2 separate regions of the Homo sapiens genome follow, and region 1 is linked to region 2. Evidence: read pairs that join two places in POLR2A ChIA-PET (ENCODE). Cell type or tissue: OCI-LY7. All regions are shown on one strand. Links, peaks and the distances in the headings refer to the core of each region. The heading gives the core; the rest is flanking DNA.

What was found. Peaks named below come from ENCODE experiments on the same cell type or tissue, not always from the same donor. Only the 100,000 strongest peaks of a DNase experiment are listed, where the experiment ranks them.
Region 1: POLR2A ChIA-PET joins it to region 2 with 12 read pairs; 1 of 35 experiments calls an interaction of 5 or more read pairs at or near these places.

Annotation. Positions count from the first base shown.
Region 1 is chr12:99,613,628-99,629,424 of GRCh38, forward strand. All of the region lies in intron 9 of ANKS1B (ankyrin repeat and sterile alpha motif domain containing 1B), which reads right to left. Among named protein-coding and RNA genes, the nearest start is that of GARIN6, 26 kb to the right of the region's middle. In OCI-LY7, for the core only: CTCF peaks have their summits at 6,429 (motif pointing left) and 6,628; DNase peaks (open chromatin) are centred at 5,924 and 6,414; H3K4me3 peaks cover 415 bases; H3K27ac peaks cover 1,347 bases.
Region 2 is chr12:99,245,838-99,261,634 of GRCh38, forward strand. It overlaps ANKS1B (ankyrin repeat and sterile alpha motif domain containing 1B), which reads right to left. Exons shown (of 27, transcript NM_001352186.2): 13 at 438-1,027. Among named protein-coding and RNA genes, the nearest start is that of GARIN6, 390 kb to the right of the region's middle. In OCI-LY7, for the core only: a CTCF peak has its summit at 7,428 (motif pointing right); a DNase peak (open chromatin) is centred at 7,464.

The DNA of each region.
Region 1 (15,797 bases), core at 4,350-8,349, 370 kb after region 2:
CACTTATAAGTGGCAGCTAAATGATGAGAATACATGGACACATAGAGGAGAACAACGCACACTGGGGCTTATCAGGGGGTAGAGGGTAGGAGGAGGGAGAGGATCAGAAAATAACTAATGGATACTAGGCTTAATACTTTGGTGATGAAATAATCTGTACAACAAACTCCCATGACACACGTTTACTTATGTAACAAACCTGCACATCCTGTACATGCACCCCTAAACTTAAAAATAAAGTCAAAATATATGCATGGAAAAAAAAAAGTCCTGCCAATGCCTGAAACTCAACATACTCCAAATTAAATTTACCCTATCCTATTCCAAAAAGTCAACTTTATTTTCAAAGTTTTCTAAATATCCCAGATTTAAATGATTCTTTGATTCCTAATTTTTTTTTTCACCTTGCATATTAACCAGTCACTGGAACCCAACATTCATTCATTTATTTTTCTTCACAACGTCTCTCAGATTATCTTTCCTTTCTGCTTTCGAGGCAAAACAGCATACTTGAAAATCCATAGAGGCTGGGCATGGTGGCTCACAACTGTAATCCCAGCACTTTGGGAGTCCAAGGTGGGCAGATCACCTGAGGCTGAGAGTTCGAGACCAGCCTGGCCAATATGGCAAAACCCCGTCTCTACCAAAAATACAAAAATTAGCCTGGCGTGGTGGTGCATGCCTGTAGTCCCAGCTACTTAGGAGACTGAGACATGAGAATCACTTGAATGCAGGAGGCGGAGGTTGCAGTGAGTTGAGATCACACCACTGCAATCCAGCCTGGGTGACAGAGTGAGACTCTGTGTCAAAAAGAAAAGAAAAGGAAGGGAAGAGGAGGGGAGGGGAGGGAAGGGGAGGGGAGGGGAGGGAAAATCAAGCCCACACATAGGAGTTAATGTAGGTCCTGGATTTTCCATGTACTAACAGCAAAGAAAAAAAAAAAGAATTCTCAGTAGAGGATTTCCACTTCCTTTCTACTTTCACATGACTGTTCCTATACAAATGCACCAACAATTTTATTGAAAATGGTTTTTTTTACATGTAGTATATTTATGTGATCTCTACTGTTGGATCTCTCTATTGTGTATGTTTATACTGAACCAAATCTTTCAGTGACTCTGTTCATGCTTTTCACTCATTTCATCCATTTCTCATTATTTCATTATTCTTCCCATCTCAAATCAGTAGTAATATTTCTAGGATTTTCATAATTCAAAGAGAGTGAAAATATTCCTTTCGGTTCTCTTAATTAATTCTTCCTCAGGAAAAAAAAAAAGTTGCTTTAGTTTAAGGTTTTTCCAGTCTAGAATGAAATGAATCTCAAGAAATCTCAAGGATCTCCAATGAAAGGGGAGAACTTGCACCCCCACCTTGAAAATTACTTCTTACGCAATGATTCCATCCATTACTGATATATTGTATCATGAAAATAGTGTTTATAAAAACTATGGGAAATTTTGAAAAATGCTTGTTAACTGCAAAAGCAGAATTCCAAAGTGTTTACACAGATGACATTAGGTAGGTAGGTAGGTAGGCAGATAGATTACACAGACAGACAGACAGACAGACAGACAGACAGATACACACACATAAACTCATGCATAGAAAAAAATCAAGAAAAAATCATCAACATAATTTTGTTGGGATAATATGACTTGTTGTCCTTTCTTATATTTCTCCTCATTTTTCAACTTCTTTGAATAATCACATGGCACATTCAATAGTTAAAAAAAATGAACATTTACTTTGCAGAATACTTACACATCAGGCAACAAAATATCACTTTCTTCCAAAGTACTGAAATTTCTCTGAATCTAGCCCTGTAGCTAAACAAACCTCCCTGACAATGTAATGTTCTGGTTTGGGAGTCTGTCTTTACAAATCCATCACATAAACAGAACCAATGACAAAAACCACATGATTATCTCAATAGATGCAGAAAAGGACTTCAATAAAATTCAACACCCCTTCATGCTAAAAACTCCCAGTAAACTAAGTATTGATGTAACATATCTCAAAATAATAAGAGCTATTTATGACAAACCCATAGCCAATATCATACTGAATAGGCAAAAGCTGGAAGCATTCCCTTTGAAAACCAGCATAAGATAAGGATTCCCTTTCTCACCACTCCTATGCAACACAGTATTGGAAGTTCTGGCCAGGGCAATCAGGCAAGAGAAAGAAATAAAGGGTATTCAAATAGGAAGACAGGAAGTCAAATTGTCTCCGTTTGCAGATGACATGATTCTATATTTAGAAAACCCTATCATCTCAGCCCAAAAACTTAAGCTGATAAGCAACTTCAGCAAAGTCTCAGGGTACAAAATCAATGTGCAAAAATCACAAGCATTCCTATACACCAATAATAGACAAGCAGAGAGCCAAATCATGAGTGAACTCCGATTCACAACTGCCACAAAGAGAATAAAATGTCTAGGAATACAACTTACAAGGGATGTGAAGGACCTTTTCAAGGAGAACTAAAAACCACTGCTAAAGGAAATCAGAGAGGACACAAACAAATGGAAAAACGTTCCATGCTCATGGATAGGAAGAATCAATATCGTGAAAATAGCCATACTGCCCAAAGTAATTTATAGAGTCAATGCTATTCCCATCAAGCTACCATTGAATTTCTTCACAGAATTAGAAAAAACTACTTTAAATTTCATATGGAACCACAAAAGAGCCTGCGTAGCCAGGACAATCCTAAGCAAAAAGAACAAAGCTGGAGGCATCACGCTACCTGACTTCAAACTATACTACAAGGCTACAGTAACCAAAACAGCAGGGTACTCGTACCAAACCAGATATACAGACCAATGGAACAGAACAGAGGCCTCAGAAATAACGCCACACATCTACAACCACCTGATCTTCAACAAGCCTGAAAAAAACAAGCAATGGGGAAAGGATTTTCTATTCAATAAATGGTGCTGGGAAAACTGGCTAGCCATAGGCAGAAAACTGAAACTGAACCCCTTTCTTACATCTTATACAAAAATTAACTCAAGATGGATTAAAGACTTAAATGTAAAACCTAAAACCATAAAAACCCTAGAAGAAAACTTAGTCAATACCATTCAGGACATAGACATGGGCAAAGACTTCATGACTAAAACACCAGAACCAATGGCAACAAAAGCCAAAATTGACAAATAGGATCTAATTAAACTAAAGAGCTTCTGCACAGCAAAAGAAGCTATCATCGGAGTGAACAGGCAACCTACAGAATGAGAGAAAATTTTTGCAATCTATCCATCTGACAAGGGCTAATATCCAGAATCTACAAGAACTTAAACAAATTTACAAGAAAAAAAAACAAACAACCCCATCAAAAAGTGGGTAAAGGATAGGAAAAGATACTTCTCAAAAGAAGACATTTATGTGGCCAAAAAACACATGAGAGAAAGCTCATCATCACTGGTCATTAGAGAAATGCAAATCAAAACTACAATGAGATACCACCTCATGACAGTTAGAATGGCAATCATTAAAAAGTCAGGAAATAACAGATATGGGTGAGGATGTGGAGAAATAGGTACACTTTTACACCATTGGTGGGAGTGTAAATTAGTTCAACCATTGTGGAAGACAGTGCAGCAATTCCTCAATGATATAAAACCAGAAATACCATTTGAGCCAGCAATCCCATTACCAGGCATATACCTAAAGTATTATAAATCATTCCACTATGACGACACACATGGATGTTTATTGTAGCACTATTTACAATAGCAAAGACTTGGAACCAACCCAAATGCCCATCAATGATAGACTGGATAAAGAAAATGTGGCACATATACACCATGGAATACTATGCAGCCATAAAAAAATGAGTTCTTGTCCTTTGCAGGGACATGGATGAAGCTGGAAACCATCATTCTCAGCAAACTAACACAGGAACAGAAAACCAAACACCACACATGTTCTCACTCATAAATGGGAGTTGAACAATGAGAACACATGGACCTGGGGAGGGGAACATCACACACTGGGGCCTTTCAGGGGTTGGGGGAAAAAGGGAGGGAGAGCATGAGGACAAATACCTAATGCATGCAGGGCTTAAAACCTAGATGATGGGTTGATAGGTGCAGCAAACCACCATGGCACATGTCTACCTATGAAACAAACCTGCACTTTCTGCACATGTATCCCAGAACTTAAAGTAAGATTTAAAAAAAAAAACAAAACAAAGCAAAACAAATATACATAAACATAGATACACACTTAATACAATCAGGTAGGCATATACTGAGTGATTTTTAATGTAAATTAAATCACATCAATATTTGTTTAAAATCCTCCAATAGCCTCTCTTTTGAATTGAAATAAGTCAGAACTCTTTACCTAGATGTACAAAGTCCAATACAATTTAGCTCCTAACCACCTCTTTGACCTCAATCCCTAATGCTTTCCATAACTCACTCTAGGGCAGCTCCTTTGGCTTCATTTGTGCTTCTTTCTGCCTAATAGAGATTTTCTGATGGCTGACCCCTTCCTGTCATTAGGTATCAACTCAAACATCACCTTCCCAGGGAGGCCTCCATTTACTACACAGTCTAGTCTGTCATCCATTTCTTTTCCCCAGCACTGTTTCCATCACCTTTAAAAGCTTTTGTATGTATAAGGACAAAACACTGCTGAAAGAAATTATAGATGACATAACCAAATGGAAAACCATTCCATGTTCATGGATTGAAAGAATCAACATCTTAAAATCTCTATACTGCGTTTTTTCCCCAACAGGGTTGATTAGAGGCTTTTAGCACGCCTCAGTAACTTGGAAGTAGCATAAAAATAGTGCATAAAAATCAACTCTGGGGACTTTAATTCAAGAAGGAAAATGGGAATCCTCAGCATTCGTGAAGGACACCCAAGATCCCTGGGAGGAGAATGCTGGCCAACAGCTTCCATGACAGCATCTGGCTGACAAAAATGAGTGAAGCCCCAGTATGTGAGAGAGGCAGAGAACTTCCCACTGTAACTCATCTTTCCACTGAGGATTGGAGCAACCCCAACTGAGAAAGAGCACTTTGTTTCTCCCAAGCCTTGGAAATAACTTGGGAAGGGGCTTAGAGACATTGTGAGCGCAAGACACCAGGAAATACTGCAGACATTTTCCCAGACCCAGGACTGAGAGCAGGATTCTGTTTTTAATTCGAGTGCATACTAAGTCAAGCTTTTCTTTGTGACTCAGCAGCATAGCCATGCAGGCATTTTAGTCTCAGGCCGGAGATTGGAATGGCTGCTCTGGAACAGGCTAGGAATCTCCATAACCAGAGCTGTGAAAAGCACCTCAGTAGTCGGCACTGGAATTGTACTCTACCCTGTCACAACCCTGTGGTAGAAGGAGAGCTGCTACAGCTGCAGTTTCTCCTGGGTGATGATACTTGCAGACAGGGCTGGCTTGGTGACCTGCTGTGTGTGTGCCATTGTTGGGTGCTCCAGCCTGCTCCCCTGAGTTCATGGTGCAGCAGGACCCTCTCTGCCTCATACCCAGGCAGAAATTCAGGCATTCAGAGCACACCCTCACATGGACCCACAGCCTGAGCCACCCCACCCTTCATGAGTATAGATCATGATGCATCAGGACCCTCTCCACACCATGCCCAGGCAGATTTCCAGGTATTCAGAGCACCCCCTCACTCACCTGAATCAGCAGCCTGAGCCACCCTACCCTTCCTGTGCATAGACTTAGATACAGTGGGGCCCTCTCTATTCCTAATGTGGCCAGACCTCCAGGCATTTAGAGCACCGATTCACATGAAACAGCAGCCTGAGACACCCTAGTCTTCCTGCGCATAGATCTGGGTACAGGAGGCTCTCTCTGCTTCACACCCAGGCAGATCTCCAGGCATTCACCTGGTTCAGCAGCCTGAACCTTCCCACCCTTCCTGGGCATAGATTGTGGTGCAGCACGGCTCTCTCTACTCACGTCCAGGCAGGTCTCCAGACATAAAGGATACCTGCTCACCGAGATCAGCAGACTGACATGTTCTGTGCTTCCTGTGCACAGATCCTGGTGCAGGAGGCCCTCTGCTTCATGCCCAGGCAGATTTCTAGGCATTCTGAGAACCTATTCTCCTAGATTAGGAGTTTAGGCTGCCCTCATCCCCCTGCAGAGAACTTGGGGCTGAGGAGGTTTCCCAACTCCACACCTAGGCCCATTTCTGGGTGCTTGGAGGCCACCCACTGGATTCTTGCTTGGCACTGGTACCTGTGCCTGCCATTGGAGGACCTGTTGGCAGACCTGCCTGTTCCAGTACCATCTATCTTACCCCTCTAGAGCTGAGGAGGGAGCTCAGACCACTGTGCACTCCACACATTCACCCATTGCCTAAGACAAAAGAGAGCTTCTCCCAGTAAACAGGGATCAAGTATACACCCAGCTACGGTGGCCTCAGCTGGCTGTTACCTATAAGCGCCATCTACTGGCTTGTAGGTTGAACTGCACAGCCCAATATAAACCCTGCCAACAGAAGAGCACAGGGCTGTAGAAGCAAAGCCAAAACACCCTACCCAGTATTCTCTACAGTCACACCCCTTAGGGAGATGGGAAAGGGAAAAGGACATTTTGAAAATAATATTACAGAGAAAAAAAGAAGAGAAAATCCTAGATGCATGAGAATAATTACAAAAATTTGAAGTGCCAGCATCTCCAGATGAGAAAGATTCTGGCACCATGAAAAATCTGAATGTAGTGACACCACCAAAGGATCACACTAGCTCTCCAGCAATGGTCCCTAGCCAAAATGGAAACTCAAAAGTGACAGATAAAGAATTTAAAGCATTGATTGCAAAGAAGCTCAACAAAATCCAAAACAAAGTTGAAAATCAACACAAATAAACTTCTAAAGCAATCCAAAAAATGGAGGAATAGATAAACATCTTTAAAAGAAATCAATCAGAGCATTTGGAATTGAGAAATTTGAAATTGAAAGGAATTGAAATACTTTCAAGAGAAAATTTCAAAATACAATTGAAAGCTTCACCAATTGACTCGACCAAGCTGAAGAAAGAATTTCAGAGCCTGAAGACTGGTCTTTTGCACTAACCCAGTTAGACAAAAACAAAGAAAAGAGAATTTTAAAAAATGAACAAAGTCTTCAAGAAAGATAAGATTATGTAAAGTGACCAAACCCATGAATTATTGGCATTGATGAGAGAGAAAGAGAAAAAGTAAACAATGTGAAAACATATTTAAGGGAATAACTCAAGAAAATTACCCTAATCTTGCTAGAGAGGTAGACATCTGGATAGAAGAAACCCAGAGAACACCTGCAAGATACTATACAAAATGAACATCATCAAGGCATATAGTCACCAGCCTGTCCAAAGTCAACACTAAAGAAAAAATCTTAAAGGCAAATAGTCAGATCACATACAAAGGGAACCCCATCAAGCTAACATAGACATTTCAGTTGAAACCTTACAAGCCAGTAGAGATACAGGCCTATTTTCAACATTCTTAAAGAAAAGAAATTCCAACCAAGAATTTAATATCCTGCCATACTAAGCTTCATAAGCAAAAAAGAAATAAAACCTCTTCCAGACAAGCAAGCACTAATGGAATTTATTACCACTAGACCAACCTTACAAGACATCCTTAAGGAAGTTCTAAACATGGAAATGAAAGAACAATACCTGCTACCACAAAAGCACACTAAGGTACATAGCCTTTAGACCCTAAAAAGCAAGCACACAATAGAAACTACAAAGCAACCAGCTAATTATTTCACAATAAGATCCAAACCTCACATACCAATATTAGTATTGAATATATATTGTCTAAATACCCCCCACTTAAAATCACAGAGAGGCAAATTGGAAAAAAAAAAAAAAAACAAGACCCATCTGTCTGCTATCTTCAAGAGAGACATCTTACACATAACACCACCCATAAGCTCAAGGTAAAGGGTTAGAGAAAGATCTACCATGCAAACAGAAAATGAAAAAGAGCAAGGGTCACTGTCTTTATATCAAATAAAAAAGACTTTAAACCAACAACAGTAGAAAAGGAGAAAGAAGGGCATTACATAGTGATAAAGGGTTCAATTCATGAGAAGACTTAACTATCCTAGATATATACACACCCAACATTGAAGCATCTGGATTCATAAAACAAGTATTTCTAGAGCTACAAAAAGACTTAGACAGCCACACAATGAAAATAGTGGAGGACTTCAATATCCCACTGACAGCATTAGACAGATCATTGAGGCAGAAAACAAAGAAATTCTGGACTTCAATTTGACACTTGACTAATTGGATCTAATATGCTTCTAAAGAATACTCCACCCATGAACCACAGAATATACATTCTACCTGTCTACACATGGAACTTACTCCAAGATCAACCACATGCTTGACCAGAAGGCAAATATCAATAAAAACAAAAATTTGAAATCATACCAACCATACCCATGGACCAGAGTGGAACAAAAATAAAAATTATTATAATGATCTCTTAAAACCACACAATTACATGAAAATTAAATAACTTTCTGCTGAATTACTTTTGGGTAAATAACAAAAAGCAGAAATCAAAAAATTTTCCTGAAATAAAAACAGACACAACATACCAAAATCTCTGGGATGCAGCAAAAGCACTGTTAGTAGGAAAGTTTATAGCACTAATTGCCTACTTCAAAAAGTTAAAAAGATCTCAAATTAACAATGTAATATCACACCAAGAGGAACTACAAAACAAGAACAAGCTAACCTCAAAGGTAGCAGAAAACAAGAAATAACTAAAATCAGAACAGAATGAAATAAAAGTGAGACCCCAAAAGTCATAAAAATAATCAATGAAACCAAAAATTGTTTTTGTAAAGGATAAAGGATAAAAAAATCAATATACTGCTAAACAGATTAACAAAAACAAAGAGAAGAACACAATGAGAAATGACAAAGGTGACATACAACTGATCCCACAGAAATACAAAAGATCCTCAGAGACTGTTATGAACAGTTATGTGCATACAGGTGTATGCACATAAACTAGAAAATCTAGAGGAAACTGACAAATTCCTAGAAACACACAACCTCCCAAAATTGAATCAGGAAGAAACTGAAACCCTAAACAGAACAATATGAAGTTCCAAAACTGAATCAGTAAGAAAAAACTTACCCACCAAAAAAGCCCTGGACCAGGTGGATTCACACCTAAATTCTACCAGACATGCAAGGAAGAGCCAGTACCAATTCTACTGAAACTATTCCAAAAACTCAAAAAGGAACACTGCTGCCTATCTCTTTCTATGAAACCAGTATCACCATGATACCAAAACCTGTCAAAGACACAACAATAACATAAAAGTAAAAACTACAGGCCAATATCCTTGCCAAACATAGATGTAAAAATGCTCAACAAAATACTAGCAAACTGAATTCACCTGCACATCAAAAAGCATTTTACCATGATCACACAGACTTCATTCCTGGGATGCAAAGTTGGCTCAATATATATAAATCAATAATTGTAATTCACCACACAAACAGAATTAAAGACAAAAACCATATGGTCATCTCAATAGATGCAGAAAAAGCATTCAATAAAATCTAACATCTCTTCATGATTAAAAAAAAATCCATCAAAAAACTAGGCATCAAAGGAAGCTACCTTAAAATAATGAGTCATCTATAACAAACCCACAGCTAACATCATTCTGAACAGGGAAAAAATTGAAGCATTTTCCTTGAGAACTGGAATCATACAATAATGGTCACTCTCACCACCCCTATTCAACATAGTACTGGATGACCTAGCCAGAGAAATCAGGCAAGAGAAAGATACAAAGGGCACCCAAATAGGAAAAGAAGTCAAACTCTCTTCTTACTGACGATATGATCCTATACCTAGAATACCCTAAAGACTCTGCCAATAGGCTCATGGAACTGATAAACGGCTGACAAAGTTTCAGAATATGAAATTAACATATAAAACTTACTAGCATTTCTATAAACCAATAACATTTGGCTCTTATCTGAGAGCCATATCAAGAATGAAACCCCTTTTACAATGGTCACCAAAAAATAAAATACCTAGGAATACATCTAACCAAGGAGGTGAAAGATCTCTATTAGGAAAACTATAAAACACTGCCTAAAGAAATCATAGATGACACAAACAAATGGAAAAACATTCCACGCTCATGGATTGGAAGAATCAATATCATTAAAATGTCCATACTGCCCAAAGCAATCTACATTTTCAACGTGATTTCTACCAAACTACCAACATTATTTTTCACAGAACTAGAAAAAAACTACTCTAAAATTCACATGGAACCAAAAATGAGGCTGAATAGCCAAAGCAATCCTAAGAAAAAAGAACAAAGTTGGATACATCTTATTACCCAACGTTGAACTATGCTATAAGGCTATAGTAACCAAAACAGCATGGTACTCTTACAAAAATAGACATATAAACCAAGGGAACAGAATACAGAACCCTGAAATAAAGCCACACATCTACAGTCATCTGATTCTTGACAAATCAACAAAAATAAGCAAGGGTGAAAGCTCCTCTTATTCAATAAATGGTGCTGGAAAAATTGGCTAGCCATGTGCAAAAGATTAAAACTGGAACCCTACTTTTCACCATAAAACAAATTAACCCAAAATGGATTAAAGACTTAAACGTAAGACCTCTAATTGTCAAAATCCTAGAAGAAAAGCTGGGAAACTACTTTTTAGACATCAGCCTTGACAAAGAGTTTATGGCAATATCCTCAAAAGCAATTGCAACAAAAACAAAAGTTGACAATTGAGACCTAATTAAAGAGCTTCTGCAGGGCAAAAGAAAACTATCAACAGAGCGAACAGACAACCTACAAAATGGGAGAAAATATTCACAAACTATGCCTCTGACAAAGGACTAATATCTAGAATCTATAAGGAACTTAAATCAACAAGCAAAAAGCAAATAACCCCATTAAAAAGTGGGCAAAGGAGATGAAAAGACACTTCTCAAAGGAATGCATACAAGTAGCCAACAAACATGAAAACAAAAATGCTCAACATCACTAATCATCAGAGAAATGCAAATCAAAACCACAATAAAATACTAACTCATACCAGTCAGAATGGCTATTGTTAGAAAGTCAAAAAATAGCAGAAGTTGATGAGGCTGAGGAATAAAGGGAATGCTTATACACTGTATGAATGTAAACTACTTCTGCCACTGTGGGAAACAGTTGGGAGAGTTCTCAAAGAACTAAAAATAGAGCTACCATTCAACCCAGCAATCCCATTATTGGGTATATACCAAAAGGAAAATAAATTGCTCGACCAAAAAGAAACCTGCGCTCATATGTTTATCACAGCACTATTCACAACACTGAAAACATGGAATCAACCCAGGTGCCTATCAATGGTAAATTTGATAAATAAAATGTGATACATATATACCATGGGATACTATGCAGCCATAAAAAAAAGAATAAAATCATGTCCTTTGCAGAAACATGGATGCAGCTGGAAGTCATTATTCTAAGCAAATTAATGCAGAAACAGAAAACCAAATGTCACCTCTTCTCATAAAGCGGGAGTTAAATCTTGGGTACACATGAACAAAAACATGGGAACAGCAGACACTGGGGAGGGAAGGAGAGAGGTGGGTAAAGGCTGAAAAACTTCCTACTGGTTGCTATGTTTACTATATGGGTGATAGGATCAATCATATCCCAAACCTCAATTTCACACAATATATTCTTGTAGCAAATCTGCACATGTACCCCGACTCTAAAATAAAAATAGAAATTTTAAAAAAACTGTACATAGCACCTATCATTATCAAGTCTCCTTGCTTATTTCTTTACTTGCCATTGTTTGTCTCCACTCCTAGAATGCAAAATTTATATCACTGCATCCTTCTTACTTAAAACAGTGTCTGATACATAGCAAGAGAACAATAAATAAACATTAAAGGAATAGCAACTGAAGAAAGACAGTGATAAGAATAGTAGTTGTCCATGATACAAATGTTGGTTTTAGGATTCTCTTTAAAAACATACATAGCTGATTTCCAGTCTTACCAACTTCATGATAACAATGCAGCTGGTGTAACTTAATATATGCAAATAAATATAAATACTTCTGGAAAAAGTCAAGAAGTAAAGAAAACGTTCACAGGAGAGGATGAGAATATAGAGGTTTTGCTTATCACAGAGAGTAGTAAGAAAAGAAATGGAAATTGAGTCCAATGAGAGTAATAAAAGGGTAATGATAGTAGAGAATTGGTTTCTAGTGGTGGCTGAGGTATAATAGGATTAGTCCAGAAAGTCTCCTTGTGGAACATGGGCACTTGGTTCTATGCTTTGGTCTGCCACACATCAGGCATCTTCTTAGATAGCCCCCCAAGGAATGGCTGAAACTAGGGCATCTGTGATCATCAACTAAAAGATACCTAAATCTTTCTATGAGGTGTATGAGACTGCTATATTGACTATATGGTGATCTGTTTTCTTCTATATCAAAATGAAATGCTCTAACCTGAGAAAAACAGGTTACATGAAGAACTAAAACATATAGTTTTTAGTTTTCTGGGCTAAATATATGTTGCAAAAATACAAAACCATTTAAGAGCAAATTACAAATTTAATTATCACAAAACAACCAGCCCCTAAAATATCACCTTTTCAATATATTTTAAGTAGCCAGCGGTCCACCATTGCCATGAAAAATGGTACATCAAAGGTATTTAACATGCTGTAATTTATTCTCCACTTCCAGGTGACAATGACAAATTGCTCAAGTTCCCTCCTTGTTCTTTGCATCATCACTACATGTTTGAAAAATCGATATATCACTTGCAACCAAGGATTACAAATGCAGCCCACATCCTTTCACTTTCTTTTTTCTTTCCCCATCTATCAGAGCATTTCCCTCTAATCATTGCTTACCTGTTCTTTCCTCTCCATCTTTACTTGTTCTCTCCCTGAGACCATATTCCATCTTCTTCATGACCACCCCAATCTTTTACCTCACACTCAACAAAGCAATTCTTTACCCACCTTTATAATAGGTCAAGCTGCTAGCCATGAGGAGGCCACAGGGCCTGACTGGCATACATTGGGGCGAATGGAAAACCATCCTGGGAATCTAGGGTTTGGTAAGGAGCAAGATATCAGGAAAGAGGCATATGAGAAAGAAGACCATGGACAGGGCCTGAGCAGCACTAGACCGCAGGGTCAATCAGAGAGGTCAGGTGTATTATGATCCGAAGGCACATAAACACACCAGAAATAAAGAACAAGGTTGGTGATGTCTTTCATCTTTCTATGATTGTTTCTCCCTTCTATTATAAAATATGCACTGGCCATTCAAAGGATATAATAAAATAATAGACACCACTTTCCCTTTTCTCTCACAAATTCCCTTATAATCCCTGATAATTTTACATGCTTTCAGAATGTTAGCGCCTGATAAGTAAAACAAAATTTCAGTTTGGCCACAGACTCAAAGCAAGAAATAGGACTCCTTGAAGTTGATTTGAAATAAATATAGCTATATTTTTGCTGCTATAGCAACTATAAAATAGAACTATTTATTGACATATGCAGAAAACAACATAACATTTTATTAATACACAATTGAGATGTTCTTTACCTTTTTATGTTTACTTATTAATGGGTTATTAGTCATTATTAGAACATTTACATGATAGAGTAGTAATTAAAACAAAAAGAGAAATTGAATGCATCCTTTAGCTATAATAAAGGCTAATGTTTATTATGTGCCAGGTTTTCTGTTAGGCACTTGACAATTATCAGTTCATTTAATCCTCACAAAGCAATGTAGTATTGGAATTATCCTCATTTTACAGATGGGGAAATGGAGGGCGATTCAGAGAAATTGAGCATATTGTTAATAAGTGATACAGTCAGAATTAGTACCCAGACTGCCAAACAACTCACATTTGCCAAAAAGCAAAGATGCTTTTTACACTATTCCAGCATATCTCCCTACAATGACACCAAAGGAAACTTCAGAATTCAACAAACATAGCCTGAGGGCCTGCGGCATGCAATGCACACAGCAGAGTGTGCTGGAGATCATAAACATTTGTCAGAAACAAATGTTATCATCTAAAAGAAGAGATAAAACATGTATATAAACAGCTATAATAAAAGGCAGAAAGCCACAGTTATCAAAAAGAAATTCTTTGCATGTTAAGAGAAAGGGGGTTATTTCTGGTGGAGAGGATTAAATAAGACTTTAGGAAGGAAATGGACCTTAAAGTTTATAAAATTAATAGTTTTGCACCAACTACTTGCTCACTGACATTAGGAAGAAGTACCCATCTCGCATTCCACAAAGAACGTACAGTCATGTATCATTTAAGGATGAGGATACATTTTGAGAAATGTGGCATTAGGTGATTTCATCGTTGTATCAGCATCACTGAGTACACTTACACAAACCTAAATGGTACAGCCTACTACACACCTAGGTTATGGTATGGCCTATTGCTCCTAGGCTACAAACCTGCACAGAATGTTACTACACTGAATACTGTAGACGATTGTCTACAGTATTAACCATTTGCATGTCTAAACAGGGGAAAGGTGCAGTAAAAATACATCATTATAATCTTATGAGCCCACCATCATATACACAGCACTTCATTGACTGAAAGGTAATTAGGCAGTTCCTGACCACGTCTCATTTAGAAATTAGTTTCTAAAAATCCAGAGTGGTTCTACACCAATCCTAATCTGGTTTCTGTTTCTAAGAAATGTGTTTAAGTTAAACATCTAAAAAAAATTTCTGTGAAATTTTGAGCTTTGAGCTTAAAAGTCTGAAAACTTACACTCTGGATTCTGGTTACATGTGAAAAATACTTTTTAAATTATTGTCCACAGCATTGTTGCCTTTTTTCTAAGCTTTCGTTTTTCTGTACAGGATAAAACATTTTCTCATCTGAAAATATTTCCAAATAGACCCTTATTGCCTTAATCTGTTTTGTGTTGCTATTAGTATAACAGAATACTTCAGACTGGGTAATTTATTCAAAAATTAGAGATTTATTTGGCTCACAGTTCTGGAGGATGGGACATCCAAAGTCAAGGGGTCCCAATCTTGTGAGGGCCTTCTTGCTGTGTTATCCCATGGTGGAAAGCATCACAATGGTGAGAGAGCAAGAGCAGAGGGAGCCAAACTTACTTTGTATCAGGAATCCATTCCTGCAATAATAGCATTAATCCATTCATGAGGGCAGAGCCCTTGTAACCTAATCACCTCTTAATGGTCCCACCTCTTAATACTTAATGGGTAGGACATTCAAATATTAGTACATATTAATGTGGATCTTATTATCAGTATTAGGATTCTAATTTATTTATTTTGTAGACCTGAGGTCAGCCAACTTCAACAAAAATCCATCCTACCACTTGCTTTTATGAGATCTTATTGAAACACAGCTATGTCCGTTCATTTTCATATTATCTATGGCTCATGATACAATAGCAGAACTAAGCAATGTGACAGAGGCCATATAGCACTCAAAACCCAAAATAGTTACCATCTAACCTTTTACAGAGTTGCAGACCTTTGCCATAGACCATCCATTCACTCAGCAAGTATTTATTAAGAGCTTATAAGGGCAGGTGGCTGGTAGGTAGCTAGCATAGGTTGTTGGCTGAAAAACTGTAGCCTCATTAAACTAAGTTAAAAGTTAATTCATACTGAATTGTATTCTTCAATATAATTATCTTCACATACGAGAAAAAAACTTGAACAACTTTTCCTGTGGAAAAAAATGTACTAAGTGACTTGGAATGTAATAT
Region 2 (15,797 bases), core at 5,155-9,154:
TTATTTACTATGAAGATTCTAAGGAGCTCTTCTGAAAATATAAGATACTTTAAAGAAGGGAGACAAACTAACAAAGAGTTTGGCAAGTAGCAAAACAACACAGAGCAAAATACTGAGCTTTTTCTCGATTTGTCAGCTGCAGTGCTTGGTAGGACGAGATGTGAATATTCTCTTGTACCTCATAGCTAGTTATTACTTCTGCTTGATATCAATTTCTATGGAAACAATAGATTAACCCACATGTGTGGAACAGTGTTTGTTTTTATACTTGCTGTGAAATTACCATGCATTACCCACAGAACCATTTCATTCCAGTTGGAGCCGTATGCTTTTTTTTTTCTTGCTTTTGAAAGAGCTAAAAAGCTGAAAATCCTTCCCCCAAACCTCCCTCAACTGCAAAGCCTTATAGGATGAACAGCAAGAAGAACAAAGCTTACTTCTTCCCATTCCGATGTGAAGGATGGTGTTCTTTCAGAATTCCCTTTAGAACTGTGTTCAGCAGTGGAAGATTCACTCCAGTTAACTCTTGATGTTTTCTCATTGGAAGGATAGGCAATGAGATCAGAATCAGATTTAGAGACACTTTTTGACAAATGCATGTCGATCAAGGCTTTAGGCAATGACCTTATTCTCCCCAGAGTACAGGCTCTCTCCACAAATCCCCCTGCGTTCATAACCCACTGGTCCCCATTCCGAGATCCACTCCTGGTTGATCTTGTGCCAACAATGGTATGGTTTTCGAGTTGGTTGCTTTTTTTGTGAAAAATTGTTCTACTGACCACTTTGGGTTTAATTTTCTTTACCAAAGGTTCTGAGTTATTTTCTATTGGAGACTGCTTGAAAGGCAAAGGACTGTTTGCCAAACTGACTTCATCTTGTCCTTTTTCACATTGTTCTCTTTTCCCATAGAGATGAAATGGATTTTCAGGGGACTCACAGGCTGGAGAGGATCCATGGAGCAGGCCTGCAAATTGCCCAGGATCATATTCTTTTGGGGGATCATTGTCATCCTGTCGGGAGAGGTCATCTGCAAAAGGAAGGAAGGGATATCAGGGTTTATAAAGGTTCTGAAAGCCACGATATAATAGCAGTGCCCTTATGAACATGTGGGCTATCCAAACATTTCATTTACTGCTACATAGCAATACCTTCACTTTATGAAATACCCCTGACCCCACAGTGCCATGTATAGAATGAATGTATGAGTGTGTGTGCGTGTGTATGCATGTGTGAATCATTCTTTCTGATATACCTTAGAGTTCATTTCAAAAGTATGAATTGTGTATTAATTGAATGACTTCATTCACTTCTCCCTTGAACCCAGGGTGTATGTTTTATAGCCAATGAACAAAATTGGGTTTTCTTAAAGTAGAACACACACATCTAAACTCTCACAGTAAATGAATCATCGTGAAGTAGAACACTAGGCAGGTAAGTCAAGGTCATATATAATGACAACCCTCTGCCCTCCTCCCAGCAAATAAATTCAAAAACCAAATTTTGAAAAAAGGTATTATTAAAAGTAATTGAAGTTTAATAATCCTGATATTACCTTAAATATAAATTTAAAATAATTCTATGCAGATTACATAATTTAGACAAAAAAAATTTGTTCAGACTTAACAAAGGCAAACAACGCAGTATCAGAAAAAGAGAGACTCCAATATAAGAAACTAATGTTTAGCTATGAACACAAAGGTAGCTTTTTCTTTCTTCTCTGAAACGGCATTAGCTATTTTCTAATTTCTTCAGATCTTTGAAGATGTAATGCAGAAAAGAAACCAATGATGAATGATAATTTTTATTCCTTTGGATTTTTTTCTAAGATAAAACACACATTTTCTCTGAGATTTAAAATACACCATGCTTTTTGCGACTTAATTTGTCTTTCAAAGACATACTGTGTAAAAACCTGGCCAAAGAATTTAGCAAAGAAAGGAAGTGTCCTTTTTTTCAGTGTTCATTTTAATTCATATCAATAGCTAAATATTGCCAAGATGAAAATTTAAATTACCTGATAAGCCCATAACTCACTGTTGCAAAGAACTAAAGTATAGTAAATGTGGTACATAATGACAACAAATCCAAAGTTGATGTGCTGATTCGTACTTTCAGTAAGTTAATTATTACCATAAACCCCAAACACTAACATTTTTATAAATTAACAAGTAACATTTAATGGGTAAGTGTTATTTACTAGGCACTGAATGAGGAATTATATCATCTCATTTGACACCCATAACAATCCTATGAAGTGATTATTAATAATAATTATGATTTTGTGATGGAACGAGATGGCCAAAATATCGAATTCTCACATTTTTAAGAAATTGGCAACCATAATAAATCTTATTAGACATTGGCTCAGAAGATGCTACAGGCACATCTGCTCTTTATAGTGAAGATTGGCCCCAGGTGTCTATACTGCTCTCCGCCTGGGAACTGGTGAAAGCAGGTATATTCCTAGCTATGTATCTCTAGACTTCACCCTGGTTCCTGCTTGATTTTTCCAAAGAGAAGATGTTTGCCTGCCCAGCTATCATACCAGCATCCTGAGATTGAAGAAAGAAGAGTGACAGGAAGAGAGATCCAAGACACATGAATCTACAAATGCAACAATCTGCATCCATCTACTACTATTATACTCACTGTCTTCTCACAAAAACAAAACAGAACGATAAAACCTCATCACTTTCTAAAATAGCCACACTGTCTTGATAACTCTCTATTTTATTTTCCTTTCACAACAGAGACCATTCTAGGGGTAGAATAGTGAGTGGATAGTGGGATAAGGCAGCTTTCAATTCTCTCCAAAGACTAGAGTTTATCACTGAGTATGTGCATTTTTAAGAAGTCAAAACTAACACTTAGACAACTTAAGACACAGACATTTCCCCACCTAGTAAGCAATTAAGCTGAGATTCAAATTAAGGTCTATCAGATTCTGACATCCATTGGCCTTGCAAATATATTGCTATTAAAGATAAGCTTTAAAAAAATCTAGGGTTGGTTTATCCATAGGACAAGCAAGTAGGCTCTTTGTAAAGAGACATGCTTCTCCTGTTCATGACTGTATCTGGAATTTGGGAAAAGTGGACTAAAAGCATCAGAGCTTTTTCTTTGTTTTGTTTTGTTTTCTTCTTGGAGATAAGCTAATACTAAGAAGAAAATAAGACCTGGCATCTTGTTCCAATGCATTTTTTTTCTTAGGCTACTTGGATCTCACAGAGTGCTTTACAACATAAGCAGGTTGGTATGGGTGACAATAATGGGGATTAAGGTGGTAGGAAGGAGGAATTCTGAAATAAGGAAGTTTTAGAATTTCATTTTGAAAGTTGCTGAAGAAGGATAAAAGGTCTGAATTTGAAAGGAAAATTGAAAAGAGCTTGCCTATTGTGGGAAAAAGATTCTGTAAATCTCAGCCAAAAGAGTTTCCGACGATGTTCATTATCTAGAAAAATGAGAATTTTAGGGGCGTAATATTATTTAAAGTTTTCTGCAAATATTATTATTAGGTTACCATCCCCTCTGTAGTTTGACTACAATGACTATAATTACCACCCCACAATGCTTTACACTGTCCAAGTCCTCCAATCACAAGCAGTCACTTCTCAAAGTAAAAGATAATTTCATTGTTAGCTTATAAAGCTTAGTTTTTTGAATAGCAGTTCTTAGCATTGTGATGGTAACATTTCTGCCAAGAGTGGTGAAAAGACAAATATTACTTGCTTTTTCCAGTGGCCAAATCCTAAAGATTATTCAAGTCAAAGAAAAGGAGAAGTTGATATGAAGCCTCCTGGAAAGCCTGTGTGGTGGATTGATTGCAGTTATGGCCCCAGTCTGCTCACAGCTCCCTGCAGACACAGCCCTCCCCGTATCTAGTCCTCTCACGCTGACTCCCTCACAGCGTGGCCATGTGCCTTGTACCGCTCAATCAGACTGCAGCAAATGTGATATAAGCAGAGACCTCTGAAAAGCATGTGTGCATTAGACTTGTTCCCTTGTTGCTCTTGGAACCCTGACACCATGTGAACAAGCCAGGCTGGCCTGCTGGATGATGAGGTGACACATTACCCAGCTGTTTCAAAATGTAGGTTTTATTATATTTTTCAGGTATGTTGAAACCAACAGATCAGGAGACAATTGCCATTGAAAGATAGACGCTCTACTCATTGATCCGAGAGGCATGCCACATTATAGGGGCCACACAGGGAACTACCAGGGTCCATCAGGAGGAGGCTGACAAAGTGAGGGGAGATTGTGGGCAAGAGCCTTTACTATGGTTTCCATGAAAAGAAACACACAAAGCAGGTATAAGCAGGTTTAGGAATGGCTAGTTTGAATAGTTTCAGCAGACTCTGGGGCATAAGAACTGTACCTAGTTGTCTGGTCATTAGAGCAGGTGAATGAATAGTGGCCTAGAGAGTGAGAGCCAGATGAAGGAGGTAATTGGGACTATGGGCTCTACGATTGTTAGTTTGCATAAGAAAAGCATGCTCTCTGGTGAGCTGTTTACTATCTCTAGGAATTAGCTAGCCCCAGGAGGGGCCGTCCCTCCACAGCAAGAGCTCAAGAGACCAAAGCATAAAAATAAAAATACACAAATAAAATAGAAAATAAAAAGACATGGTTAATACATCCGCCAGTCCTGTCACCCCAACCAAAAGCCAGCCAACTTCCACCTATGTGAGTGAGGGCATCTAGGACCTACCAAATTCAGGCCATTCTGCCAATACCACCGATGCATCAGCAAGCACAGCTAAGAGGAGCTGAGGTTTTCCCAGGCCAGAAGAAGACACCCACCAGGATCATGAGCAATATTAATGGCCATTAAGTTTGGGAGGGTTTGATATATGAAAATATAAACTATATCCCAAGTTTTAAAGAATTAATATATTCTTCAAAATAAATTCTGGCAATGTTTATATTTCCACATCTGGAAAATGATGATAGTAATAGAACATACCTAAAAGTGCTGTGAAGATTGAATGAAATCATAGAATAATAAATGTGTTAGTCCATTTGGGCTGATATAACAAAATTTCATAAACCAGGTAGCTTACAAACAACAGATATTTATTTCTCACAGGCCTAGAGGCTGAGTAGTCCAAGATCAAGACACCTGCAGATTTGGTGTCAGGAGAGGGTTAATTTTCTGGTTCATAGAGGGCACCATCTTGCCTGGGTCCTCACATGGTGGAGGGAGCAAAGGAGCTCTCTGGAGTCTCTCTTATAAGGTCTCTGTCCTCATGACTTAATCACCTACCAAAAGGCCCACCTCCTATTACCATCACTTTGGGGGCTGGGATTTCAACATATGAATTTTGGTAGAACACAAATATTTGGACCATGGCAAGAAGTAAAACAGTTAGAACAATATATGCTGCATAGAACACTAAGAATATGTTTCTACTATTATAACAATAATTTTTAATCTATAGGGTTTCATTTTTATAAAGAAATACAGTAATAACTGTATTAGACACTCAATAAAGATTATTTTGACATAATAATCATGTGGGATTTACTCCTTTGTTTCTGTTTGTATATTTTAAAAAGTATACTTTGGAAAGAATTTTTTGTGTTTTCTTACCCTTTCTTCAGACAAAACGGAGGAAAATATACAGATTAAACTGTTGTCATAACTTGTCTCATTTAATTTTACACTTCTCTTTTGATAAGTGGATATTTCATGCCAAGGTACAGAACTAAATATGTGTGAATTCCAATCTGATAGTTATTCAAGGCATCATTAGCATTTCAAAGAAATGTCAGAGTAAATGTCCAATAGGAAGCAGTTCAATCTCTTTTTATCCACCTTTGCTATGATTTTTATCACCTATATATCACCTGATTAACAATAAAATCCAAAATTTCATGCTATGGAAAAATTATAGAAAACAAGTTACTTTTTTCTATTATAGAGTATAACTTTTGTCTATTGGGTCATTGCATCTGATTTAGAAAATAAAAATTTTTCCTATTTTTAAGGATACCGGGGCTGATGTTGATATTAGTAGAAACTGTGAATTTATTTCACAAATATGTATAAAACGTTTCCTGTATATCAGGTGGCAAAGTTTCAGCAGTGTCAAAGGCAATGTCCTGCCTTCATGGTGCCTACATTCCAGCAGAAAAGATGACTACAGGCAAATCAAGAAATGCTATAATTTCTGATGATGGTATGTGCTGTGAAAAAAATAAAGCAAAGTAATGAGATAGAAACGAAAGGAAGATGCTATAAGGCAATTAGGAAATGTCTTTCTCAGGAGCTGACATTGAGCAGACATAGAAATGACTGTGAAAGTGTAAATCATTCAATGTTTTGGGGGAGGATTATTTCAAGGCATAGGAAAGAAGATATGAAAAGTCCCTAAGGCTGGTAAGAACAGTAAGAAGGCCAGTGTGGCTATAATAGAGTGGTAGGGGATTAGTAGAATGGCTGACGATTGAATCAGAGATGCAGGTAGGAATAGGGTTGGGGTGATATGACTTATACTTTTAGAAGATAATTGGTATTTCTGAACATGACAACAGCATAGTGTTCTTTTTAAATTATTCACCTCAATTCTCATAAAAACAAGACACGGGGATAGTAAAAGAATAAAATGAGCACATGATAGCAAAATAAAGGAAAAACACTACAGGTGATATCTCCAGTAAAGCTAAGTATTAAGAAGTCCCCATGGCCCCGAAACACAGAGGGGTGTAGCCAAATCACATGACAGCAGTAGGATCCGGAACTGAATCAGCAGTGATGCAGCTATAGTGGTGAAGAGAAAGGGAAATTCAATGGCACCTACAAGCCATGGAACCCAGAAATTGCCATCAGATACTGATTTCCCAAAGGAGAGGGTCTTGTGCTAAGCAGGAGTGTGCAGTAAAATTTGAGAACAACTAGCAGAACTTGTACACATCTTGTAACAAGACCACAGGAAGTAGCTTACTCCCTTGAGAATATCAGAAATCTCCAATAAATGCATACTTGTAGTAGGCTACAGATCCACTCTGAAGAAAAACTTCTGGGAGAAGAATACAAATTGCACAGGGTGAAAACACCAAAGATGTGAGGGAGAAAAACATTTCATATAATGGGGCAGTAGGGGCCAGGTGCAGTGGCTCACACCTGTAACCCCAACAGTTTGGGAGGCCAAGGCGAGAGGATCACTTAAGCCCAGGAGTTTGAGACCAGCCTGGGCAACATAGCAAGACCTCATCTGTACAAAAAGTGTTTAAAAGAAATTTAAGCATGATAATGAGTGCCTGTGAGTTCCAGCTACTCAGGAGACTGAGATGGGAGGATTGCTTGAGCCCAGGAGTTCAAGTCTGCGGTGAGCTTTGATCATGCCACTGCACTTAGTCTGGGCAACAGAGTGAGACCTTCTCTAGAAAAAAAAAAAAGGCAGTGGGGGTGGCATCAGGCAGATGTCCAGTAGAGGGAGACTTTGAATGTAATAGAATAGCAAAGCACAGTGTTCAGATGTGAGAGCACCACTTTGGAAGGCAGGCGCATGGAACTCAAGAACACTGAGGTAGTAGCAGGAAGCCTTCCTGAATCAAGCAGAGAAAAACCTGTATTTCTTAATACTTCATCGTAACTGCAAAGGAGAAGGCCCTTGAGATGTGAAGGGCTCATGGCTACTGTGGCTCATCCCTGCTCCCATACAGGAATCTCTTCCTAATCCATGACATCCCTTCTCATTAAACGTGGGAAACAAAAAAGGATTTAGATAGAGGGCAATTTTAGGAATAAAATAAATAATGACAGTAATGGATTATAACCCACTGAATAAAACAGAAAGACACGAGCCCATAAATAAACAAATGATTTAAAAGTTTGACTAGGAATGGGAATCCTAAATAATTTCAAATTGCCTCCCCACAAAATACTTATTAATTAGAAAGAGGAAAAAGAGACACGCTACAGTGAAGAAATCTGGGAGGCCCTATCTTAATCAAATGATCAAAGTGAACAATATCAGTAATGGAACAAATCAAAATCATATCCAGTGTGGTAAAGATGCAATGAGAAAAATGCAGAATCACTTTTGGATTTTCCTGCCAAAGATGTACAACCTAAATCTAATTATATAGGAATATCAGAAATATCAGAGAAATCCAATTTGTGGGCCATTCTACAAAATAATTGGCCTGTAATCTTCAGAAGTGTCAAGGTCATGAAAGTCAAAGAAAGTCAAATGAACCCTTCCAGGCTGAAGAAAACTAAGGAGACATTACAACTAAATGCAACGTGTGATCCTGAACTAGATCCTTTGATCATAAACAATATTATTGGGTAAACCAGCACATCTTGAAGGAGGTCTGAGGAATAGATGCTAGTGATGTATTAACTTTCTGATTTGGTTGCACGGTGGTTCTGTGGTTGTGTAAGAATGTACTTGCCTGTAGAACATATACACTAAATTAGTAGTTATCAAAGTGTAGTCCAGGGATGCTTGGGGTCTCCAAGATTATTTCAGAAGTTTCATGAAGTCAAAACAATTTTCAGACTAACACTAAGACATTATTTGCCCATTTCACTTTCATTATCTCATGAGTGTACAGTAGAGTTGTTCAGAGGCTACATGATGTGTCTTTTCACAGTGGAAATATGTGATGCCTCTTTCTATCTCAGCTGTAGGAACTGGCACGCTATTACTTCTTGACAGAAGAAAGTCATATGTCTAAACCTAAAGTAAATGGAGTGAGGATGTAAATGGCCACCTATGCTACTGCACTGCAATGTACCATGGCAGAAGAGAGAGTAAAGAACTGAGAACAGTAATCTCATCTTAAAAATAATGTTTGCTCTAAGTTTTGGGTAGATGCCCTTTATTAAGTTAAATGTCTTATCTTCTAAGGTTGCTGAGAATTTTAATTGTGACTAGATATTGAGTTTATAAAGAATGTTTTTCTGCATCTGTTCAGTTATGTAATTTTTCTCCTTTACTCTGTTAGTGTGAATGACATTTGTACATTCTCTAATGTTAAACATTAGATATTAATGGGATACCAACAGGATAAACTCAGTGTGGTCATAATGAACTTTCTTTTTGGCATCCTGCTAGATTTGGTTTGTTAGTACTTTGGGATCTTTCCATCTATGTTCATGAAAGAAATAGGCCTTTGGTTTTACCTTTTTTATTCTGTCTAGTTTTTACATGATTACTCACCTCACAGAAATAGTTGGGGAAAATTTCCATTTCCCTAGAAGAGTTTATATAAGATTGGAACGATATGTTTCTTGAAAGCCTTTATATTTACTTTACCTTTAAAATCATCTAGACTCAACATATTCTTTGTGGAAAGATTTCAAATTATTCATTAAATTTATTTAGTATAGAACTATCTGGAGTCTCTATACCTTTTTGAAGTTTTTTAAAGTTTTAATTATCTAGAATTTGTCTAATTTTTCTCAGTATTAAAATTCACTGGTACAAAATTATTCATTCTTCTTTCTTAACTTTGAATGGTTTTTTGTATCTGTAGATTTACCCCCTTTTCTTTCCTAATAGGTTTATTTGTGCCTTTTTATCTTGATCATTTTGACTGGAAAGTGCATCCATTTTTTTAGTGTCACCAATGATTCCATTTCTGGCTTTGTGAATTAATATTACATATTTGTTTTCTATTTCATTCATTTCTGTCCTTTACTATTTTCTTTCTATGCCTTTTCTGGATTTATTCTATTATTTCTTATAAAATTTCTTAAGCTGGCATTTACCTCATTAGTCTTCAGCGTTTCTTCTTTTCTAATATATGCATTTAAAATTTCTAAGTTCCACTTTATGCTGCATTCATCACATTTGATATTTAGCATTTATATTTTTGTTTAACTTTAAAGGTTTTTAAGTTAGTATTATGGCATCTCCTTTAACTCATTTCTCATGACTTATTTAGAAACGTGTATTTAAATTCATAAATATATGGGGATATATATGGGAATCTTAATTTAACTTAATTGAATTATTTTTAGAAAATATAGTGTGTATGAATATGAGTCTTTGACATGTTGAAACTTGCTTATAGTCAAGATCACTTTTTGTGACTGTTTCATGAGAATTACATGTATTCTCCAATTGTTGAATACAAAGCTCTTTGCATTATGTCAGATTAAATTTATTAATGGAACTCTTAAACTCTTCCATTGAGTGAGGTGTGTTGAAACCTAATTTTAGCAGACTTATGTTTTTTCCTATGAAATATATGTATATTATATCTGGCCAACATGGTGAAACCCTGTCTATACTAAAAATACAAAAATCAACTGGCTGTGGTGGTGCGTGCCTATAATCCTAGCTACTCGAGAGGTTGAAGCAGGAGAATCGCTTGAACCAGGGAGTTGGAGGTTGCAGTGTGCCGAGTTCGTGTCACTGCACTCCAGCCTGGGTGACGGAGTGAAACTCCATCTCAAAAAAAAAAAAGAAAAAAAAAAGAAAAAAGTCTAAAGTTAAATAATACCTTATCCACTTCCTTCCTAAACAATTTAAAAACTTTAGAGCATTTTACATTCAATTACTTCTTCTATAATAAATATTGTTGTCAGTGTTTTAATTATTTTGTTAGCTTTACAAATCAGGTGTTATTATTTTATTCAGACCATTTTTAAATTTCAATTGGTTTACATGTTTGCCATTTTATTTACTCACAATTCGTTCCTCAGAATGGCCTGAGATCATTTTCCTTCTTAAAGTTATTCTTTAGAATTTCCTTTTATACAGGTCTCTGGTGGTCAATGCTCTAGTTTTCAACTGTGAATATCTTTCTATTTTACTCTCATTTATTTAAAATTCATAATTTTAGGTTGATAGTTATTTTCTCTCACAGTTTGAAGAAATTATTCCACTTTTTTGTGGCTTTCATCTTTCCTTGTTAATTCTGCTATAATGATACCTGTCTTTCTTGTGGGTGATCCATCCTTTCTCTCCACCTGGTTTGAAAATCTCTGTATTTTTCAATTTCACAATAATGTGTCTCACTATGGATTTCTGTTTATTTATCCTGCTTGGAATACAGTGTGCTTTCTGGACCTGTGAATCCATATTTTTATCAGTTTGGAAAAAAATCAGCCATTATCCATCAAAAAATGTCCTCTCCTACATTTTTTAAAAAAATTATTTCATCCCGGCCGGGTGCAGTGGCTCATGCCGTAATCCCAGCACTTTGGGAGGCTGAGACGGGTGGATCACGAGGTCAGGAGATCGAGACCATCCTGGCTAACACTGTGAAACCCGGTCTCTACTAAAAATACAAAAAATTAGCCTGGCATTGTGGCGGGCGCCTGTAGTCCCAGCTACTCCGGAGGCTGAGGCAGGAGAATGGCGTGAACCCGGGAGGCGGAGCTTGCAGTGAGCCGAGATGGTGCCACTGCACTCCAGCCGGGGCAACACAGCGAGACTCCGTCTCAAAAAAAAAAAAATTATTTCATCCCGAGTCTCTGATTCAAAGTTAATCTTCTGATTCCATACTTCATATCTCTTCATACCTTCCAAATTTTCTGCCTCTTTGCCCCTCTGTGATACATTTTGGGGAATTTTTTTCAAATGTATCCTTCAGTTCATCAATTTTCTCTTCTTCTGTGCATAATCTGCTATTTAGCCTATTCATTTAGGATTTTAAAAGTAATCTCAAGTATTAAATTTTTCATATCTGAAAATGCCATTTATTTTTCAAATTTTCCTACTATTATAGTCACCATTTTTTACTCATTTTAATGATAAGGCATATTATTTATTTAAATATTTTGTTTATATATAGTGGTTCTATTTCTTGTTTCCTATTTCCAGTAATAATATCTATAGTCATTGAGCGCTAAATATGTCTGTGTTATTTTTGTTGATATCTACTTATAGTGGTTTGCTTTTCAAGGTATTTAGAAATAATTTATTATTAACTTTATTACTTGATTTTAATCTATGGAAGCTTGTCAATCTCATCAGGGAAGGTTTTCTGCAGAGAGAAAACCTTGTGCTTCCCTGAGCTGTGTTGACTCAGCCTTCCAGCCTTCCAGCTGAGCCAGGGAACAGTGTCCCAAATAGCAACACTATTATTCCCATCTGCACTCAGAACAACAACAGCCCTCCTCTCTTCTATCAGATGTTTTTAGAGAGCAAGAGTGACTGGAGCAGGCAATGTCTCAAGAACATGTCTTATTCAGAATATATTTGTTCTGCTGCAGAAAGATCTCTCAGAGTACCTAGACTGACATAATACTTTGAAGCATAATATTTTTATTTAAAAATGTACATTTGTGACAATTTCACTTCAAAAAAACCACAGTTTATTAGGAATCAAAAGTTTTTAACGTGACTCTTTAAATGATTTGTACCCTACTACATAGGTAGGGTTAATAATAAATTGCCTTGCTCTGCATGTTTTTGTCTTGTAATGTATGATGTAATATATAATCAATAAATTATCCTGAGAATTGTATAAACGAAGAACAAGCTTATTTTAATTAATTATGGCCTCAAATAAAGCAAATCCTTTTAAAATAAGATCCCCCTAAAAAGTATATTTATAAAGAACACAAAAGAAACTAAGGGAGGTTTGGTATTTTGAAAGAATTCCAAGTAGTCTATGATCTTCATTTAAAAAAAAAAGCATGCAAAATAATCATAGAGTGTGTTTTGTACATAAATCCTGGATCAACTTGATTTGACTAAAGATAGCAAGGAGCTAAACTTTAATAATATATACTGTCAACTTGTCTCAACAAGCTTTTAAAGGAGTGCTGGGTTTTAGAAATATTAGGGAGAAATATTATCCACTTGTTTTTTTTTTTTTTTTTTACTTATAATGTAAACTTATGTGATGAGCTAGTACATTCATTTTTTTCCAAATATTGAGAAAATATTTTCCAGTTCACTTTCCAGGTCACCTTCACATTGAGATAGAAGTGTGAGTCAAACAAGTAACAATGAGCCACAGAGGAAACTATGTAGAACTGACATTCCCTTAATTCCCCAATGTAAAAAAATCAATTATAGTTTCCAAACATACAAGAAATTAATTTAAGCAAACTCCAATTTTCTGGAAAGGAATTTATTTCAAAAATTACAAAGACCAAGATTCCATACTAGGTAAGGGGAACCACCAATAGATATTGTGTGCCTTCTATGTCCAAGGTCATTCTATCTCATTTAATCCTCACAAAAGTCTCTGAAGTAGGTATTATGGCATTTGCACTGATGAAGAATTAGATAGCTAGTGAACAGAGGAGCCCGTATGAGATATAAATCTGGCTAATGCAAAGCCGGCTTTTTTCCGATACATCACGACGCTTTGTGTCGGATTACCCTAGAACCTCCTATGGCATCAGTACAATGCACCATCCACTGGAGTGTCCTATCCAAGTAGCACTGGAGCTTGAAAACCACCCAGTGGGCCTCTTTCCAGGTATCAGTAGTGATCTTTGGGTATTTATTCTGATTGCACAATTAGCCCAAAGATTGCTGGTATGTTTAGATGCTGAATGGTGTTAGATAGAGCATGTAATAAAATTCCCTCTTCTAAGCAACTTAAGACCGGCAGCTGCCTTTCTGAAAAGCCACCCAGGTAAGCTCTGTTGTTTCCTGGTCTATTAGCCCTACACTCTGCCAAACTCAGCATTTACTGCGGAAGCCAGAGAATGCTGACATTCTGACAGCTCTTGGACAGCAGACCATGCTGTTTGACTCTGATTTCAAACATTTATAATCTTTTCTCTTGTTCCCTTTGCTCAATACAGGAGAGAGGCTATCAGCCAATTTCCCCACCGTTTATAGCAAATCCCAAGGCTCCCTCATTTCCAGCTGCTAAGCTGCCTGGGCAGACTGTATTACTAAATTATTGTATCTTTTTGGTAGAGTGCCTGATCTGTCTTGGCATGCGCTTTGCATTGAAAGAAGCTCCTGTTGCAAGCAAAGGAAGCCAGCGACATTCACCCTTCCCACACGTCTTTCCTCTGTTACCCTCAACCACTAACTTCTTTGTTTCCCATGTATAAGCCAAGTTCACAGGGGCAGTTTCTCAGCTATCTCTGCCTCCCTAGGGAGTTAAGGATTTCAAAGAGAGTTCTGTGCTAGGAGTATTTCCCATAGCCTAGAGCCAGATGAATAAATGGCGTCTAGTGAATAACTACATCAGAACCAAGAGGTTTTGTTTCTCTCTTACCAAAATGTATTTCTTTGTAATACCACAGTCACTGTAACCATGTATTTTCCTCATCAGAAGAGACTGTATTGGGGGAAGAGAGGAAATAGCCTCTTTAACTCAAGTCGGTTGTTTTCAAGAGTGTTGGTCCTTTGGTTTAACTTATTTTAATAACTTCCCATTTATATACTATCCCAATGGATTATGAATGTGAAAAAAGAACTATTCTGAAGAAATAAAACAAAAAAAGATCTACGATCTTTAAATAAAAAAGAAAGTGATTTTGTAATATAAAAGGGACAGAAACTATTTTTAATTACTCTAAAATGAATAACCACTCCGATTCAATTTTCAAAAGTTATACCTTGAATTTGAATTCAAAGTCACCCAAATGTCCTCAGTAAAAGCTCTGAGAATGCAGTGCATTCAAATGTATCCTGTGAGTTTTCTATTCCTGTAAGCAATGAACAGCCTAGATTTTTCTCATACGTATCTCAAGAGATACTTCATTTCAAAAGAGCAGGAGAGTTATCAAAAGTGTAATACTATTAACAAGATACACCATAGAAAATATACAGAAACGTTAAAGATAAATTATATCTAGGGAGTATGTTTTAAATCAACTTTGCTGTTGCTATGGTAAGAGATATCCAATGTAAAACAAAAATCCTCTATAAGGCTTTGGTGCTATAGCCATGGCAACAATGATGTTCAACTCTGCGAGTGTTTCCATCTGATTCAGAGAGAAGAAAAAAATATGCTTTAAATGTATGTAAAATGGCTTAGAAAATCGATCATTTATGGTTATCTTTCACATGACCCTTCAACCAATTAAAGAAGACATTGTAAAGATAGCAGCCAGAGAGCCTAAACAAAAGGCTCATAGATTTGCTTGGGTTTTTCATGATCACAGAAGCTGGAAAGATCCACTTTAGCTGAGGTGTTGGTAAATGACATATTCATTTAGCAACTATCTCACAGAAATTTTCAGGTTGGGGCCTCATGTAATTTTCCATGCATAGGAAAAAACTAAATGCAATCAAATGACAATTTCTACCTCTTTAACACAGGAAGAGAAATATTAACCTAAAGTAAGAAAATATGGAAAGTGGTGTTCTAGCTCTGCAAAAGAAAAGTCTCTTAAATGCTAGTCTCTTAAATCTACTCCAAATAGGCTTTTATTCCACCTACCTCCACCGAATAGCCCTTAACAATATCAGCAAAATCTCTACCTTCCTGAAATGAACATTCATAACTCTCATCTTACTTGACCTACCAGCTATACAATTGATACAGATTATCACCTCTTGGATGAAACACTTTCATTAACTCCCAAGGTACCACACTCTTCTGGTTTTCATCCTACCTCCTAGGCTGTTCCTTCTCATTCTCTGCTCATTCCTTCTGTTTCCAAATGTGGAAGCATTCAAGTGCTCCAGGGCTTGGCATACTGGGACCTCTTTCCTGTTTACATTTTCTGTTTACATTAATTCCTTTGCTGGCCCCAGGGTTTAACATATTACTGAAACAACTGCAACACCCAAGTTTCTGTTTTCAACCTGACTTCTCCCCCACACTCCAGACTTGTATATCCTACTGTCTTAGTTATCCTTATGCCTCCTTTTCTCTCACACCCCACAGCCAATCACACAGCGAATCCTGGT